Linked DNA regions of Mus musculus: region 2 is linked to region 1. The links are chromatin loops, found by intact Hi-C in ENCODE. Cell type or tissue: heart. All regions are shown on one strand. Each heading gives the region's core, and the rest is flanking DNA. Links, peaks and the distances in the headings are about the cores only. Region 1 overlaps Luzp1 (leucine zipper protein 1). Region 2 holds the start of Luzp1 (leucine zipper protein 1).

Region 1 (8,333 bases), core at 219-8,218:
GAGGTCCTGAGTTCAATTCCCAGCAACCACATGGTGTCTTCCAACCAGCTGTAATGGGATCTGATGCCCTCTTCTGGTGTGTCTGAAGATAGCTACAGTTACTCATATACATAAAATAAATAAATCTTAAAAAAAAAAAAAGAGGGATGGTTACAGTAGTTATGGTCTTAGACAGGGAAGAAACAAAATACGGTATTTAGATTCAGGGATTTTTTTTTCTTTTTTTTTTTCTTTTTCTTTCCTCTATTATTCTTTCTCTCCTAGCTAGGGGTTAGGGAGGAGGGGACAGAGGAGGAGAGAGGGAGAAAAGAGAAAGGGGGAATATAGAAATATTATAAGAATAATAGGAAAAAGGGATAGAGATCACTGAATTTACTTTAAAAAAAAAAACAACTTTTTTTTTAAGCCATAATCTTACATTGGTATAGATCTTTGTATATTGATATAAAAGTTAAGGTTATATTTTGTTACACTGGCATAACGTTTTGTATATTTATACAAATTTAAAGTTTTTAATGCACATAATGTATATGTTTTCAACATTTGGGATATTGTACCAATATAATTCTTAAAGATACAATGAAAGTTCTATTCCTTTTAAGCCTGCTATTACAAACTGTTAAGGATAATTAAGTAATATGAATTAAAAGTCAGGCAATCAAACTTGTGGTCATAATAGATACTAGTTGAGTTAATTACAGTAAGATGTTTTCACAGTTATTCAAATAGTAAATAGAATAAACAGTGGGTGACAATTCAGATATTCAATAGATAGATGGTCTTCAAAAACCTCAGAGATCCACAGAATATGACATTTAGAATGATTTCATTATTAAGAGATCTTTTCTAACAATGAGAAAGATCTGCTCCTGGAAGTTATCTCTAATCCACTTCAAAGAAGATAAAAGAGCATCAAAGAACCTCCATATGGAGTTCATCTCAAATGTGACAAGCTGCCACTGGGCAGAAAGCTGCCCATGCTACATCTGCAGACAAAATGCTATCCAGAAAGAACAAACAGGATGCAGGGAAGTTGACTGCCAAGCTCTGCCAAGTTAGGGTAAGCAGTCCTTCATACTTCTTGCTTCACAAAAGGTCTGTCAGATATTCTGGGCATGAAGGCTGAAGATAGAATCCTAGAGAATTTCTGGGGGACTTCCCAGACAACCTGCTCCTCTGTCATTTCTATAGTTTCAGAAGCTGCTGGCCTGTACTTCCTACATACTCAAGTAATATTTATTCCTTCTCAGGTCTGTGATAGGGGAAAAGACTAGATAAAGTTTCAGAATAAATCTTAAATTATATAGGATTTAAGAAAATGTTTTATGTCTTAGAAGATGCTTTAGGTCAATAAGACAAGTTATGATAGAAAATGATTTAGGTACAAAACTCTAAATTCACCAAGTTAGGATGGACAATAGAATATAACTACAAAATTGGCAAATAGTTATGGACTAGATATAACATGAATCTTACCTGATTAGTCATAATAATTGTTATCACTGTATATAGATTATTATGAGTCTTCTGTCTAATATTTGTTTTTTATTAGACAAAAAAGGTGGAATGTAGACATAATGCACTGTGTAAAGGTTATCCTTGTATTATTCAAACGCTGACTTCTCCGCCCTCGTATTTTATTTCAATCCAGACATGGCATTGTAATACTTGTGTCAAGAATCTCCTCTCTCAAGTCTGTGTAAACAATTCTTACCATTTATTCTCTGCTTTGTCAATAAATGCTGATTACCCAATGGCTGGGCAAAACAGAGAATAGGGCAGGACTTCTGCCAGCCAGGGGAAGGAGGAAGAGATCAGTCAGGTTGAGTAAGGTGGAAAGAATTCTTGAGAGTTTAGCAGAAATATGGAAGTCCCAAGTTGCAAGTATTATTGGGATTTTGACTAGTAGGTAGCCAAACTAGTTGAGGGGTTAGAATAGATAAGATAGACTGCCTAGATATTGAGGTGGAGCCTTGAAATATTTATATTAAATAATTTTGTAGACCCTGTCTCAAAAAACTTTTTTAAAAAGTTAAAGTTAGTATATAAATAAGTTGGGTGATAGTAATTATTAGGACTAGCTCATGATGAAAATCAATATAAATGCCCTGGTTTTTTCAAAAGACTACTAAAGAATCTGACTAGGAAGACCAAACAGGAAGCACTGTGATACTCCAAGCAAAAGCCAGTGTGGCTGATAACAGAGACACTAAGAAGTGGTCAGAACTCTGGCCAGGTGAAGGGAGAACCCCATGCTTTTGTTCCTAGACTGCACATGATGTATAAGACAGGCAAGAAATTAAGGATGCTTCAGACCAAGGTTGCTGGCCTGAATTTGTAGGACAGTGCTGTCCTAAGTCCAATGAAATTAAGTATAGATGGAACAGTAAGAAAAGGAAGATAAGTTTAAAACATTATCTGTGAGGGGTTAATGGTCAATCAAAGACAATAGAGCCCATAAACACACAAGCAGGGTCAGAGCTCAGAAGAGAGGTATTCTTACAATATAAATCTGTGAGTCAACAAAAACAGATGGCTTAGAAAAATATAGAGAAAATAAGACACCAACTGTCTAAACCCCAATGCTCACAGGGATGAAAATATAGCAAAGGGGACAAAGCATCTGTGAGGCAAGTGGAAAATCACAAGAGTGCATAGCACATAGTGTAATGGAAGCTTCCAAAAAGTAAGACTAACACAGGTGGATCTATCAAGACAATTATGCCACAAGTATTGCCAGCACGACACCAGTAGGGCTGAGGAGATGTCTCAGTTGTAAGGCATTTTGTCCAGCATATGTGAAGACTGGTGTTTCATCTCCAGTACCACATGTGCAGGGTCGCAGGGGTTCAGCACTATTTAACAGAATAGTGCTGGAAACAGCAACAGAATCAGGATTTGAAATTAGGGGCAGTCCATCCCATAATCAGCCACCAAACACAGACACTATCGCATATGCCAGCAAGATTGTGCTGAAAAGACCCTGGTAAACAGCTGTCTCTTGTGAGGCTATGCCAGTGCCTGGCTAATACAGAAGTGGATGCTCACAGTGATCTATAGGATGGAACACAGGGCCCCCAATGGAGGAGCTAGAGAAAGTACCCAAAGGAGCTAAGGGGGTCTGCAACCCTATAGGTGGAACAACAATATGAACTAATCAGTACCCCCCAGAGCTCGTGTCTCTAGCTGCATATGTAGCTATGGGAAGAGAGGCCCCTTGGTCTTGCAAACTTTATATGCCCCAGTACAGGGGAACACCAGGGCCAAGAAGTGGGAGTGGGTGGGTAGGGGAGCAGGGCGGGGAGAGGGTATAGGGGACTTTTGGGATAGCATTTGAAATGTAAATGAAGAAAATATCTAATAAAAAATTAAAAAACACAGTCTAACCTATAAGAGAACAGCCAGCATCTTATAGTAAAACTGACTCCCAACAATTCAACTGCAACTGAGGCTTGAAATACCAAATGCCTTCTGGAGCTGTGCACGGGCTCCATCTGGTGGCTGCACTACATGGTCTGAGCCATCAGATGGAGCCCGTGCACAGCTCTTATAGAACAGCAATGCTTGGGAGAAATTGCTACCATCAAACATGGATCATCCATCACTCTGCCCCGTCTATGGTACAGCTCTCTTCTCTCCTCTAAGTTCTTCTAGACTCTTTCCCATCTCTCCATAGCCTACATGCTTCCACATTCTCCAAAACTGAAGGGAACAAGTCGCTTTCCTTTGGCTATTTGTCCACTGGCACAGCAAAAGCCTTAACTATTTTTACACTAGTTGGGGGATTAGGGACTCCACAAATTTCATATGTTCAGTAATAGAAAGGATAAAGAATTATTAAAGGATTTATACTAACTTAACAGTTACCAGAAGACAAATAACACCATGTTTCTACGAGAAGCTTTAAAAGCAATGCATCATTGTCGATATGCTTAAAACCATTAAATTGTACAATGTAGAGGTGAACTCCATGATATACAACATCACAATAATAATTTGTTTGCTTTCATTTTTCGAGACAGGGTCTCTCTGTGTGGTCCTGGCTGTCCTGGAACTCTCTCTGTAGATCAAGCTGGTCTCAAACTAACAGAGATCCACCCACCTCTGCCTCCCAAGTATTGGATTACAAGTGTGTACCACCATACCAGGTTCAATAGTGAAAAAAAAAATTTAAAACCCACACACCTAGGCATGATAGTATTTCTGTAGTTCCAGCTACTCAGAAGTCTAAAGCAAGGGGATTCTTTAAACTAAGGAGCTTAAGACCAGCCTAGGAAACATAGTGAGGACCCCATACAAAACCAAAACAGAACAGAAGGGCCTCGGCCTACCCTCAACTGACATTCTCCAAACATTCCCTTTTACCACTTTACACTGAACTTTTCATGAACAAATATCTTAAGAGGAAATTATAATAGTTAATATTTATTCGTCAACTTGATAACAATTTGGTATCCAACAAATCTCCAGGCAGACCTGTGAGAACTGTCTTGATTATATGATTATATTAACTGAAAGGGGAAGACCCACACTAGAGGTGAATGGAACAATTCCCCGGGATTAGCTCTGTAGATTCAGTGTGACCAGCCTTGACTTCTTCACCATAAGGGAACATTCTAAGTGTAAGCCAGAATAATCCTTTCTCAACTTTTTTTAAGAATCAGAATATTTTATTCTGGAAACAGGAAAAGAACTAATATAGATATGAAACTTTAGCACTTCTCCATCTATAAATTACCACTATTCTGAATTATAAAAAGTTCAGGAACCTGACTACTGTTTTCATGTGGATTAAATTTTTCTTTTTAGATGTTTTTAGTTATGTGTATATCTCTTTGTGAGTGTGCGTGTCTGTGAGGGTACCTAGAAGGCCAGAGGAGGGAACTGGACCTCCTGGAGCTGGAGTTACATGCAGCTATGGTGTCACAGCCCAGCATGGGTACCAAGAAATGAACTCTAGTCCTCTACAAGTGCACTTAGCCATCTTGCCAGTCCCTCCATTTGGATTTTAGTGTTAATTTTCTATCTTCTGTTCAAAATTGAGTGTGGAGACTCAACCAGTATAGCACAGGAATGAAAAAGCTAAACTCAGTTAACAACCAACAAGTACTTAATTGACACTAAAAAGAGAGCATTACATTTCCTATCTGAAATCTTTTCAAGGCTCTTATTCTTCTTAGGTTAAAGTCCAAATTCTCCAATTAAACCAAGAAGCCCTGCATGTTCTGGCCTTGCCTGCCCACCTCTCTCTAGCCTTGTCTTCAGCCTGCATGTTAAGTCTCATTTTTAGCTGGTTGTAGTGGTAGAAGTACTGGAGATTGAACCCAGGGCCTTGAGCATGTCAGACAAATGCTCACAACACTGTATATGTATGAGTTTTATTTACTCAGTATATTCCTCCCTACTTGCTTTCTTATTTGTATTCTGAATTCTCAGTACTCAGCAAGGAGCCTAGCACACAATAAATGCTTTAAACTTAGTGACTGTGAGTGGCTGAATGAACTTCCTAATGATTCAGTGTCTGGCCAGACACTGGCCTTTAACAGACAACACTAAGTAATACCAAGGAACTAACTGTTCATGGGTTACAACGGAGGAAATGAGTGGATCAGATGGAACAGGTTATCAGGTCCTGGACACATGTTCTAAAAGATCACACCCAAGCCCTGTACCCACTTGCTCAGTGGCTTAACCATCATATTGTGCCCCTTCAAGACTGCAGGTCTGCGCCATGGAAACTGGGACAAACTGCTGAAACCACTCCTTATAGGCTGCCCAAATATTATCACTGGGCTGGTAAGAACAAAAAGTATTTCTGAATCTTCCTCTACTCCTTAGAATAGTTTTATACATTTATTTTTCTGTTTTTGTTTTTTGTTACAGGGTCTCTCTAAATAGTCCTGGCTGTCCTGGAACTCACTATTGACCAGGCTGGCCTCAAACTACATACCTTTAATTTCTTTAATACACATCTCCTATCTGGAGAAAGCAGTGGAGGTGCTGTATCCTGGGCTGTCTACAAAAGAGAAAAGATTCCTTTCTTCCTAATGTTTCCCTGCTCTCTGCAGATGATTCATTATTCAGTAAATATTTATGGCACATCTATGATGTACCCAGACTTCTGTGAAGTGCAAGAATAAAAAAATTAAGAGCTTCTCCTTTGTCTTTGAAAAAATAAGACAGACATAGCCAAAGGTAAAACAATGGTTTTTTAAAAAAATAAAACCATCCCTACTGGGCATAATGTCACTCTACTGTGATCCAAGCACTTGGGAAACTGGGGCAAGAAGATCAAGAACTCACAGAGAGGGCTGGAGAGATGGCTCAGCAGTTAAGAGCATGCTGCTCTTCCAGAGGTCCTGAGATCAATTCTCAGCAACCACATGGTGGCTCACAACCATCTGTAGTGGGATCTGATGCCCTCTTCTGTATACATAAGTAAATAAATAAAGGGTTTCATTTCCACACTTTCACTCTAGAGTCCAAGTGCTCCTGGAACTTACCATGTAGCCCACACTAGCCTCAAATTCATAATGCTCCTGCCATGTGCCTGGGTCATGGGCATGTACCAACCATCAGTTCCATCTTTTACAGCCAATGTCTCTCACATCAATATCTACCTCAGTTCTGATTAATATTAGAAAGATATCAATTGTATTTCCATTTGGCAGATCATTTTTGCCAAACTTCTTAAGCCTCTTTAAAACAAAACAAAACAAAACAAAACAAAACAAAACAAAACACAAAACCAAGAACAGGGCCTTGTTTATTTCATGCTGTCCTTGAACTCAGTATGTAACCAAGGATGGCCTAGAATTTTTTAGACCCTCTGCCTCTACTTCCCAAGTGCTAAGACTATATAGGTATATATCATAGCACCTGGCTTATGTGGTACTGGGGACCTGAACCTGGGCATGCTAAACAAGCATTTCACCAACTGAGCTACATCCTAAGCCCCTTAAACCTATTTCTAAGTGAACCTAGCTAGCCCTTTAGAAACTAGCTCTTCTTCCTGCCCTTGCAGATCAGGAAGATCTGAAATAGAACATAAAAAATCCTGCCCTGCCCCTTCTCCCAACATAGTTGCCATGATTCATTTCCTGTTCCCAACAGTCATTTATAGCAGGGGTCAGCAAACTTCTTTGCAGTTTGATATATAACCAACCATACAGACTTAGGTTGGTCCTGGGGACTAAACCTGGGCATGATAAACAAACATTCTACCAACTGAGCAGCTTGCCTGATTTTATAAATAATTTAGTTGAAATATGGCTATGTTTATTCACTTCTATGTCTTACGTGTCTGCTTCACACTATAGAGTTGTTGGGACAGGCACTTTTCAAAGTGGAAAGAATTCAATGTACAAGTTGTCTTAGTAACTCATCATCAATTCTTGTCTAAGCACTTCTTTCTTTCTTTCTTTACTTCTTTCTTTCTTTCTTTCTTTCTTTCTTTCTTTCTTTCTTTCTTTTTTTTTTTTTTTTTTTTTTGAGACAGGGTTTCTCTGTATAGCCCTGGCTGTTCTGGAACTCACTTTGTAGACCAGGCTGGCCTCGAACTCAGAAATCCACCTGCCTCTGTCTGCCTCTGCCTCTGCCTCTGCCTCTGCCTCTGCCTCTGCCTCTGCCTCTGCCTCCCAAGTGCTGGGATTAAAGGCATGCACCACCACGCCCGGCGTCTAAGCACTTCTAATGACAAGAAGGACAGACACTTCCCCACCAGAAAACTCATTCCATCTTTGAAGGCTCTACAGGAATTCACTATTTGTCAGCCTCGAATGTTAACCACATTATATGAAAACTCAATACCATCGGACTTATACCAGACTGAGATCCACAGGGTAAAGAACATGTTTATATGTTATCCACTACCTCATGACAAGTTCCTCCTTGTCCTTACAATGTCCTTTTCATGCGTGGATTGACTTGAGTAGTGTTACCAAGATTTCTCTCTGTATCCAGGCATTTCCATGACCACTGCACATTTTCCAAGCTTTCCCCCAGTCCTTTCTCTATCCACAGTACACCAGAAGTGACGAGGACCACGAAACCCCTTAGCTGTCCCCCCTCCTCAGTTCTCGTCCTCACAGTCCTAGTTCATTGTTATTCTCCACAGCCTTCCTGTGCCAATAAAGACGGGCTCACAAAACCCAGAGAGCAAAGGAATAGCTGTTAGTCTAAGTTTCTCTAATGTTTATTCTGGTGTGCTTCTGAAAGGTAAGTGAGCCACCATCTCAACCCAGAAAGTAACATTCTCAAAAGGTGGATGTGATACAATGAAAAGGACCTAGTTTAAAAACTTAATTCTGCCTCTTGTTGCCTGTGTAAACTTG
Region 2 (8,333 bases), core at 157-8,156, 55 kb after region 1:
GTTCAGATCCCAGCACCAACTTAAAAATCTAGAGGTTTCACAAATGCCACAATCCTCGTACTGCTCAGCTCTTCCTCCCTTTCTTTTTCTCCCTCCTTTTCCAAGTCTCCTCCTGTTTCTTCCCACCCTGCCTACACAAAGGAGCCCACATACAGAATTTTCCCTCTCAAACACAAAGATAAATCTTTACAAAAGAGAAGTTCAAGGTCACCCGGGTTGACAGAGTAAGTTTAAACCCAGGCAACTTAGTTAACAACTATCTCAAAACACAAGGTAAGAACAGGCTGGGGATACAGTTCTGTAAAAGAGCACTTACCCATCATATGTGAGAAAGAGAAGAAAGAAAAACTTGGCAAAACACTTACTCAGAATATGTAATCCCCTACAACACACATATAAACATACTTTCTCCCCCACCCCCCACTACGTCCTTAGCTATACAGTGAGTCTGAGATCACCCTGGGCTATATGAGACCCTGTCTCAAAACTAAAATTAAATAATTAAATAAGACTGTCCAGATAAAACAAAGCGAGGGCCCAGGCCAAGTATGAAGTTCCTGGATAACAAACTACAGAGATGGGAACTTTGGATCATGTGTAAAGGGAAGGAGTGGCTCAAACAGTAAATGAATACAAAGTACTATACTTAAAAATAATAAATGCTGAGTATGAGAAGGAATTGTGCAATAAAAGATGAGCTACAAATTCGTTAGCACAGCAGCATCAGGCCTACTATACTGCACCTCCAATTTTAACATCTTAAAATCTTAAAAGTGTGCCAGGCGTTGTGGCACATGTCTTTAATCCCGGCACTTGAGAGGCAGAGGCAGGCAAATTACTGAGTTCGAGGCCAGCCTAGTTCTACAGAGTGAGTTCCAGGACAGCCAGGACTACACAGAGAAACCCTATCTCGAAACCCCGCCCCCCCAAAAAAAATCTTAAAGTGTGTTCTTTGAGCTACCCCCACCACTACACTAGAGTAGAATGTCTGCCCCTCACAGGGTCTAGAAGTAACTGATCTGAGCTCAGCTCCTTGATGTATAAAATGAGGATAACTACTTCATAACTATGAAGTAAGCTACTATAATTTTCTCCCTACAGTCACCCAAAATGTTGAGTAGTCTGGAGGGTATTTTAATTTAATTATTATTTTCTAATAGTCTAAGGAAGAAAGGACAATAGTTGATGCTAACAAGAGTTTTCATCCTCAGACAAACTCACAGATGGAAATGGAGGGCTAAACAATATAAATAAAAACGAGAGAGAACAGAGAAAAATAGAATTGTGGCTACTTCTAGACTCTGGCATCTAAAAGCTCTGCAGGTAAGGTTTTAGCATTTCCTAAGACAGACTTGAGCAACACAGCAACTTGAGTCAAGTTTAGTGACTCAAGAAAAATATAAGGAAAGAAAAGTCTTCCTAGCAAGCCACAAGTTCTGCCTAATATATCCTCTCCTTTGAAAAATATTGGCTAAAGTAAGTCAGAGATCAATCTGTTACAAGTGGGAAGGCAAGACATTCAAACATCTCACAGCCTCTCTACCCTTAAGCATTATTATGTGAACGTGTTAACATTTCAAGAGGCTGGAGAAGAGCTGTTAAGAGCACTGGCTGCTCTTCCAGAGGACTCTGGTTCAATTTCCAACACCCATATGGCAGCTCACAACTGTCTGTAATTCCAGTTCCAGAAGAACCAAACCCTCACACAGACATACATGCAGGCCAAACACCAGTGCACATAAAAGTAAATCATTAAAAAACAACAACAAGAAGGAACTACAGCCAGATGGTGGTGGCACAGCACTTGGGAGGCAGACAGATCTCTGGGAGTTTGAGGCTAGCTTGGTCTACAGAATTCCAGGATAGCCAGTGCTACACAGAGAAACCCTGTCTTCAAAAAACAAAACAAATAAAATAAAATGAAGCTTTAACTAGGGTTACTTTTAGCAAAAATATATCCTTTGACCTTGAAGTAACCAAAATCTACTTCTTTCCAAATATAATCATTACTTCATCTCTTATGCTCAGCATTAAATATTTAAGGTTTCCCTATTTCCTACCAACCTGGCATACAGACACCCTAGTGTTTATTCTGATTTCACAGTATAAAATCTAAGCGCAGAAACCTAACCTTCCTTGGGATCAATCTGTTACCAATTCCTTAAAATTTAAAAGAATAAAGGTAATCACTTCACAACTGTACAACTCTATAACTTTAGCAAAGCTCAAACTATACACCTAACACTGGCTAATTATATCTTATATAAATTATATATCAATAACATACATTCATTCACTCAGCAAATAAATTTTGTCGATTATGTGCATCAAAATTTGTAGCAAATCCTGCAGGTTGGATTATCTGAGTCACACAAGCAGTGTGCTTTACTGAGTTATTACTGTCCCAAAACTGTTACATGAAAATGTTTTAATTTCTGGATCCTGAATGTCACCTTAATGGTGGCCTCTACTGTAGGATCATTACAACTTTCTACCAAGTTCCATTATATAGATGAAATTATGAGCAACGTAATACATTCATTGTTTTAATCCAACATAAGCAAAACATTAAGCATCTACTATATAAAGTATATATTTTTATATAGTCTTTGTACCAAAAAACATGCCACCAAAGCATACTGACAACACTCTGGAAGAAGGCTACTTATTGTAAAATACTTGAGTGACTTACTCTAAGGACCTCAGTGACCCAGTGGGCTGACTTAAAAATGCAGAAACTAAGTTCCTCAGTTCCCAAGGCAGCATGGTGGAGAGAACTGTGGGCTTTCCAAGCTGACTTGACTTTTGAATTCCAGTACCACTACTTACTGATTATATGCATGAGCTTGGGATAGTCACTTTTACATTCTGACCTTCAATTTGCTCAACTAGCACTTCACAGGCTTGCAATGACTACGTAATATACTCAATACTCAGTATTATTGAATGACAACTCAACAGTATGAGTTTCCTTTCTTGGTCTTCAGGCTTTAAAAAAAAATATGGAGGAAGGCTAATTAACAAACAATCCATGTTATGGGAACTAGAGAGAGGGCAAAATGTTTAAGAACCCTTCTTGCTCTCCAGAAGACCAAAGTTCAGTTTCCAGCACACATGTCAGGCATCTCCCAACCATAGCTGCCTATAACAAAAACTTGAGAGGGATCTGGCCTCAGAAACACCTGAACTCATGTGAGCATTCCCATACACAGGAAGACAAATCTTTTTTAAACTCCATGTTATTAGTGGATGGTCAGCTGTGAACCTATACTTCCTGCCTTCATAGTCCAATCCATCCCTTACCCATCCCACTATTTCTAGTTTTTCAAACTTTAGCTGCTATGTTTAGAAAAGTGATTTAATTTTAGAAACCTGGAAAATTCTTCCGAGTAAATTGAGCAAAACCTTAATCTGCCCCAAGGGGAAATTCTGTGCAAAACAATTATTTCTAACAAGAGAAGAATTTTCTAAGGGGGTTATAGAATTTAACCACACAAATGCCACCAAAGCTGCACACAAAGTGACAGAAGGCAATCTGGAACATACTGTACAGATTTTCCCAGAGGAAATAGCCTCCCCTCATCTGGGGTTGCTAAATCTTCCTAGGTGATCTGAATTCTTCCCGGCTCTGTCACTAGTCCAGATCCTTAAGCCAGAACCACAGACAGCAGTTGGAAAAAAAAATAAAATAAAAAGGACAAAAAGAAATACCCTGAACAAACCCCAAATCTCAAAAATATCTTCCAAAAGGCACTGAGGTCCAGAGAGTTATTTTCTCCTGAATGGACAGAAAAGCCACCACGAGGCGCTCAGAAGCACAATCCTTTCCCCCAAGGTCATTCAAGTCATCGAAGGTGCGACAGAGAATCTGCAAGCTGCTCGGTTAAAGAACACTGCGGAGATTTTTTTTTTTTTTTTGGAGGTGTGTGAAGGGGGATGGGGGGGGGGGCTGCCTGCTCTCTTCCCCTCTCCCACCCCGAAGTGTGAGCACCCGCCTCGGCATTTCCGAAACAAGCCACAACAAGCTCTGCAGTGTTAGGAAAGGGGCTGACGCGATGAAGAAACAGATGCTCCATAGCAAGATGGGTCTTTCTCGGCCGGCTGAGGCTCCTGCGAGGTAATTAGCAGAAACCGCAGGCACCTCGGAGAGGTCCCCACCGGGCTGCGGAACCCACCAGCCCCGCCGTGCCAGTGCCCGTGCCCGGGACGCCGGCTTCCACCTCGCTAGTCGCCTGGCCAGCCGCAGGCCAAAAGCGGCTCCCGAAACCGCACTTCATTCCTGCGCTTCGGGAAGCCATGGCTCCCTTCCCTGCCGGGCCGCGGGGCGGGGTGCGCGCTGCGGAAAGTTCACCGCGGCGGCGGGAGGGGGCCGGCGGCTACCCGAGTGCCCCTGCAGATTCCACCATTAATTAGTCCTCGGGACTGTCGACTGGCAACTTAAACAAAGCGAATGCCTCGAATTCCTTCCCGGGCCGCGGCGGTCTGGCCCGCGAGACGGGAGCAGCGCGCCGGCGGGAGCCGCGCGGGCGGGCGGGCGGGCCGCAGCCCCGGGGCCGACAGCTGCGGACGCCCCGGGGCCGCCGCGGGCCTCTCCCCGGCCCCCCGCGCGTCGCGTCCCGCACACCGGCCGCGGCCCTTCCTGTCCGCTCACTTCCTTCCTCCCGGCTCGCCGCCCCGCGGAGCCCGGCGAGGACCCCGACGCCTCCCTCCCTGGCCGCCACAGCCGCGCTCGCCCTCACTCGGCGTCTCCCCAGTCTCCTCAGAAACGTCCCTCCCCCTCCTCAGGAAGAAAAAAAAATCTCTGAGTCTCTCCCTCCAACTCCAGCCACACTCTCTCCGGCTGGCCCACCGGAGACCTCCCCTTCCCGGCTCCGCTTCCAGAACCCGCGCGCACTCCCCGCCGTCCCCGGGACACCCCGGCCGAGACCCCCTCACCCCCGGCACACAAGCCGGACTCCCAGGCCGCCCGCCTCGCCACACTCCCGCCGCCGCCTCACCTCAGCGGCTGCGGCCCGCGCTCCCGCCGCCGGAGGATCCGGCGCTCCGCTCCCAGCGGCCGGCGCCTGCTCAGGCTCCCCCAGACTGACAATGAGGGGCGGGGCCTTGTGTGGCGTCAGCGCTCCGGGGCGGGGCGTATGCCAGGCCACGCCTCCTTTGGTCCTTTTTTTAAGCCCTCCCACTTCCAAGCCCAAGGTTTGAACCCAGCCAAGTTTTCATTGCCTTCCTAGCTAGGTGCCCCGGACCTGGGCTAGGCTCCGGAGGAAACCTGACTTGGAAGGCAAGACCGCGCTCAAAAGAAACGCTTTCAGAGACGTTGGGAGGGTGCAGTAAAATCGTCCATGCAAAGGGATTAGGGCCTGAAATGAAGTCATCGCTCAACCAAACACCTCTTACTCAGTGAGTGTGGAGAAGGGACTGGGCGTGGCTCAGAGGTCATGACTTCTAGTCCCACTGGCTCCACATTCATTCCTCAGGTGCTGCCAGGAAAGTCCTTTCCCATCTATATCCCTTACTTTTCCTTCTTTAAAATGGGAATCGGCAGTGGGCCACATGGTCTCAAAAAGTCCCCCCAATGCCTTCTATGTACAAAGTACTAGGGCCAAGAGAACCCCTGGGGGGAAGTGGACTTTGAAGGTAGCTCAGGACCTAAATCCTGCAGCGCACAGGCCACATTCAGAGACGTTCTGTGGGCGCCCTCCCACGCGCTGGCACCCAGCAGCCTGCACAAGCCGGGACACAGATGGCTAAGAGCTGCTTCCTCTCTGACTGCAGGAGTATGGCTGGTCTCTGGAGACGCCTCTTGTGTAAGCTCTTTATTGCCTATGGAACAAAGGCCAAATCCATGGCCTGGTATTCTCACTTCCTACCTTCATACACACGCTCTGAAGTTTACCCAAACTTCCCTTAGCACACCCACCGCTTTCCCACATCCGCCCTTCTGCTTGTCACCTCATCTCCTGTGTGCGTCCTCCTATTTCTCCCAAGGCAAAAAGACCAACCCTCTTTGCTCTCTGTACCTGGTGGCATTGACTCCAGCTCTCACAGGGCCGTGGATACATTATAACTTGTATCCTGTTGACCTCCAGCTGGGTGTGGCAGTGGCACATTCCTATCTTTAATCCCAGCACTCAGCAGGCAGGTGCATTGCTAGTTTGAGACAAGCAGGGCTACAAATAAGAAAACATGTCTTAAAAAATAATGCCATCCATGGCCATGAGCGCTGGTAGGCAAATGCTGAAGAGGGTGAAACAGGAGAATCACACATTTAGGGCCAACCTGGAGTACCCTTTGGGGCTGGGGATACAGTTCTGTTGGTAGAGCATTTGTCTAGTATGCACAATGCCCTGGCTTCAATCACAAACACTGCATAGTTGGATGTGGTAGCATATACCTCTAATTCCAGCACTCAGGAGGTAAAGCCAGAAAACTCAGGAATTCAACTGCAGAGACCGGCATAGTAGCAAATGCTTTTAATCCCAACACTTGGGAGGCAGAGGGCGGGCAGAGTTCTGTGAGTTCTAGGCCAACCTGGTCTACATAGTAAGTTCTAGGACAACCAGAGCTACATAGTGAAATCCTGTCTCAAAGAAAGAAAGAAAGAGTTCAGAACTGGGGAGATAGCCTATTTGTTAGAGCATTTTGCAGAGGAGCCAGGTTCTGTCCCAACACCCACATGGAAGCTCACAACACTCTGCAGCCCCAACTCCAAAGGATCGAATACTCTTTTCTGGTCTCTGCAGGCACCAGGTACATACATGATACACATACATACACATAAGCAAAACATTCATCCATGGGAGCTGGAGTGATGGCTCAGCGATTAAGAGCACTGACTGCTCTTCTGAAGGTCCTGAGTTCAATTCCCAGCAACCACATGGTGGCTCACAACCATCCGTAATGAGATCTGATGCCCTCTTCTGGTGCTTCTGAAGACAGCAACAGTGTACTTAGATATAATGATAAATAAATCGTTTAAAAAAAAACACTCATCCACATGAAAAAATTAATAAATAAAAATAAAGTTGGTTGGTGGTGTTGTCGATGTTTTCAAGGCAGGGTTTCACTGTGTAGCTCTGGTTGTCCTGGAACTAGATCTGTAAGGGAGGCTGGCCTCAAACTCAGAGGTCTGCCTCTGCCTCCTGAGTACAGGGATTTAAAATAAAGGTTTTTTAAAACAAAGTTAAGGCCATCCTCAGCACCGTGGTGGGCCTGAGGCCATTCTCATCCCCAGCAACTTAGTGGGCCTGAGGCCGTTCTGGGCTACATAATTCTCTGTCTCTAATTAAATAAGCAAACTGTTCATTTGTTCCTTAGTGATTCTGGGCATGAAACTCACACATTTTTGTGAAACTCGAGTTGTGATGTGACAAACCTATTTCCCAGCTCACAGGAGTTCACTGAGCCTCTGTCCCTCCGTTTGTGATAGGTGATCCGTGTGGTATTTGTTTAGATTTGGCAAACTGGCTCAATGGTAGAGCATTTGCCTAGCAAGCACTAAGTCCTAGGTTCAATTCCCAGCACCAAAGGATTAGTTAATTAGTTAATTAGTTGATTAATTAAATGTGATAATCCAAACACAGTGATGCATGTCTGTAATTTCAACACTTCGGAAGGACTATGAGTTTGTGTAAAGCCTGGGTGAGATGCTGTTTCCAAAACTAAGTAAAATCTGTGATACTATAGAGAAACCACCAGGCACAGTGTGATTATCATTTTTATTTTCAAAATCACCACTATCAATGATATTCCTAGCTTCTAACGTCATATAATATTCTTGTGAACACTCCCAGTCACCAGGTTGAGTTGTACAGGCCTGTAACCACAGGAGTTCAAGACCACACTGGAACACATGACATTCTTAAGATCCTGTCTCAAAAAAGGAAGGAAGGAAGGAAGGAAGGAAGGAAGGAAGGAAGGAAGGAAGGAAAGAGGAGAGGAGAGGAGAGGAGAGGAGAGGAGAGGAGAGGAGAGGAGAGGAGAGGAGAGGAGAGGAGGGGAGGGGAGGGGAGGGGAGGGGAGGAGAGGAGAGGAGAGGAGAAGAGAAGAGAAGAGAAGAGAAGAGAAGAGAAGAGAAGAGAAGAGAAAGGAAAGAAAAGAAAGGAAGAAAGAGAGAGAAAAGAAAAAGGAATGGAAAGAGAAAAAATTCACCCAGTCATTTCATAGGGGAAGACCTCTAGGGTTTGACATAAGGAAGAGGTTTACTAAATGAGGCCATTAGAGCAGAAACCAGTTCCCCAGTCTCCAGCCCCCAGGTGGATTGTGCAGGCCCCAGGGCCTGTGTCTTGGCACACCTCCCAGTTGACAGCTGCGCATTCTCTCTACAGGTTTTTGCA

The links. A loop is a pair of places that touch in the nucleus more often than their neighbours do. Peaks named below come from ENCODE experiments on the same cell type or tissue, not always from the same donor. Only the 100,000 strongest peaks of a DNase experiment are listed, where the experiment ranks them.
Region 2: it touches region 1 in a loop (3-fold over the local background); 8 of 42 quality-filtered maps call a loop at or near these places.

What each region holds. Positions count from the first base shown.
Region 1 is chr4:136,521,810-136,530,142 of GRCm38, reverse strand. All of the region lies in intron 2 of Luzp1 (leucine zipper protein 1), which reads right to left. Among named protein-coding and RNA genes, the nearest start is that of Luzp1, 56 kb to the right of the region's middle. In heart, for the core only: a CTCF peak has its summit at 3,538 (motif pointing left); no DNase peak of the experiment used is centred there.
Region 2 is chr4:136,466,515-136,474,847 of GRCm38, reverse strand. Luzp1 (leucine zipper protein 1) reads right to left here and starts at 5,087. Exons shown (of 5, transcript NM_024452.2): 1 at 4,998-5,087. In heart, for the core only: CTCF peaks have their summits at 4,338, 5,048 and 6,917 (motif pointing left); DNase peaks (open chromatin) are centred at 4,287, 5,127 and 5,657; H3K4me3 peaks cover 2,920 bases; H3K27ac peaks cover 2,738 bases.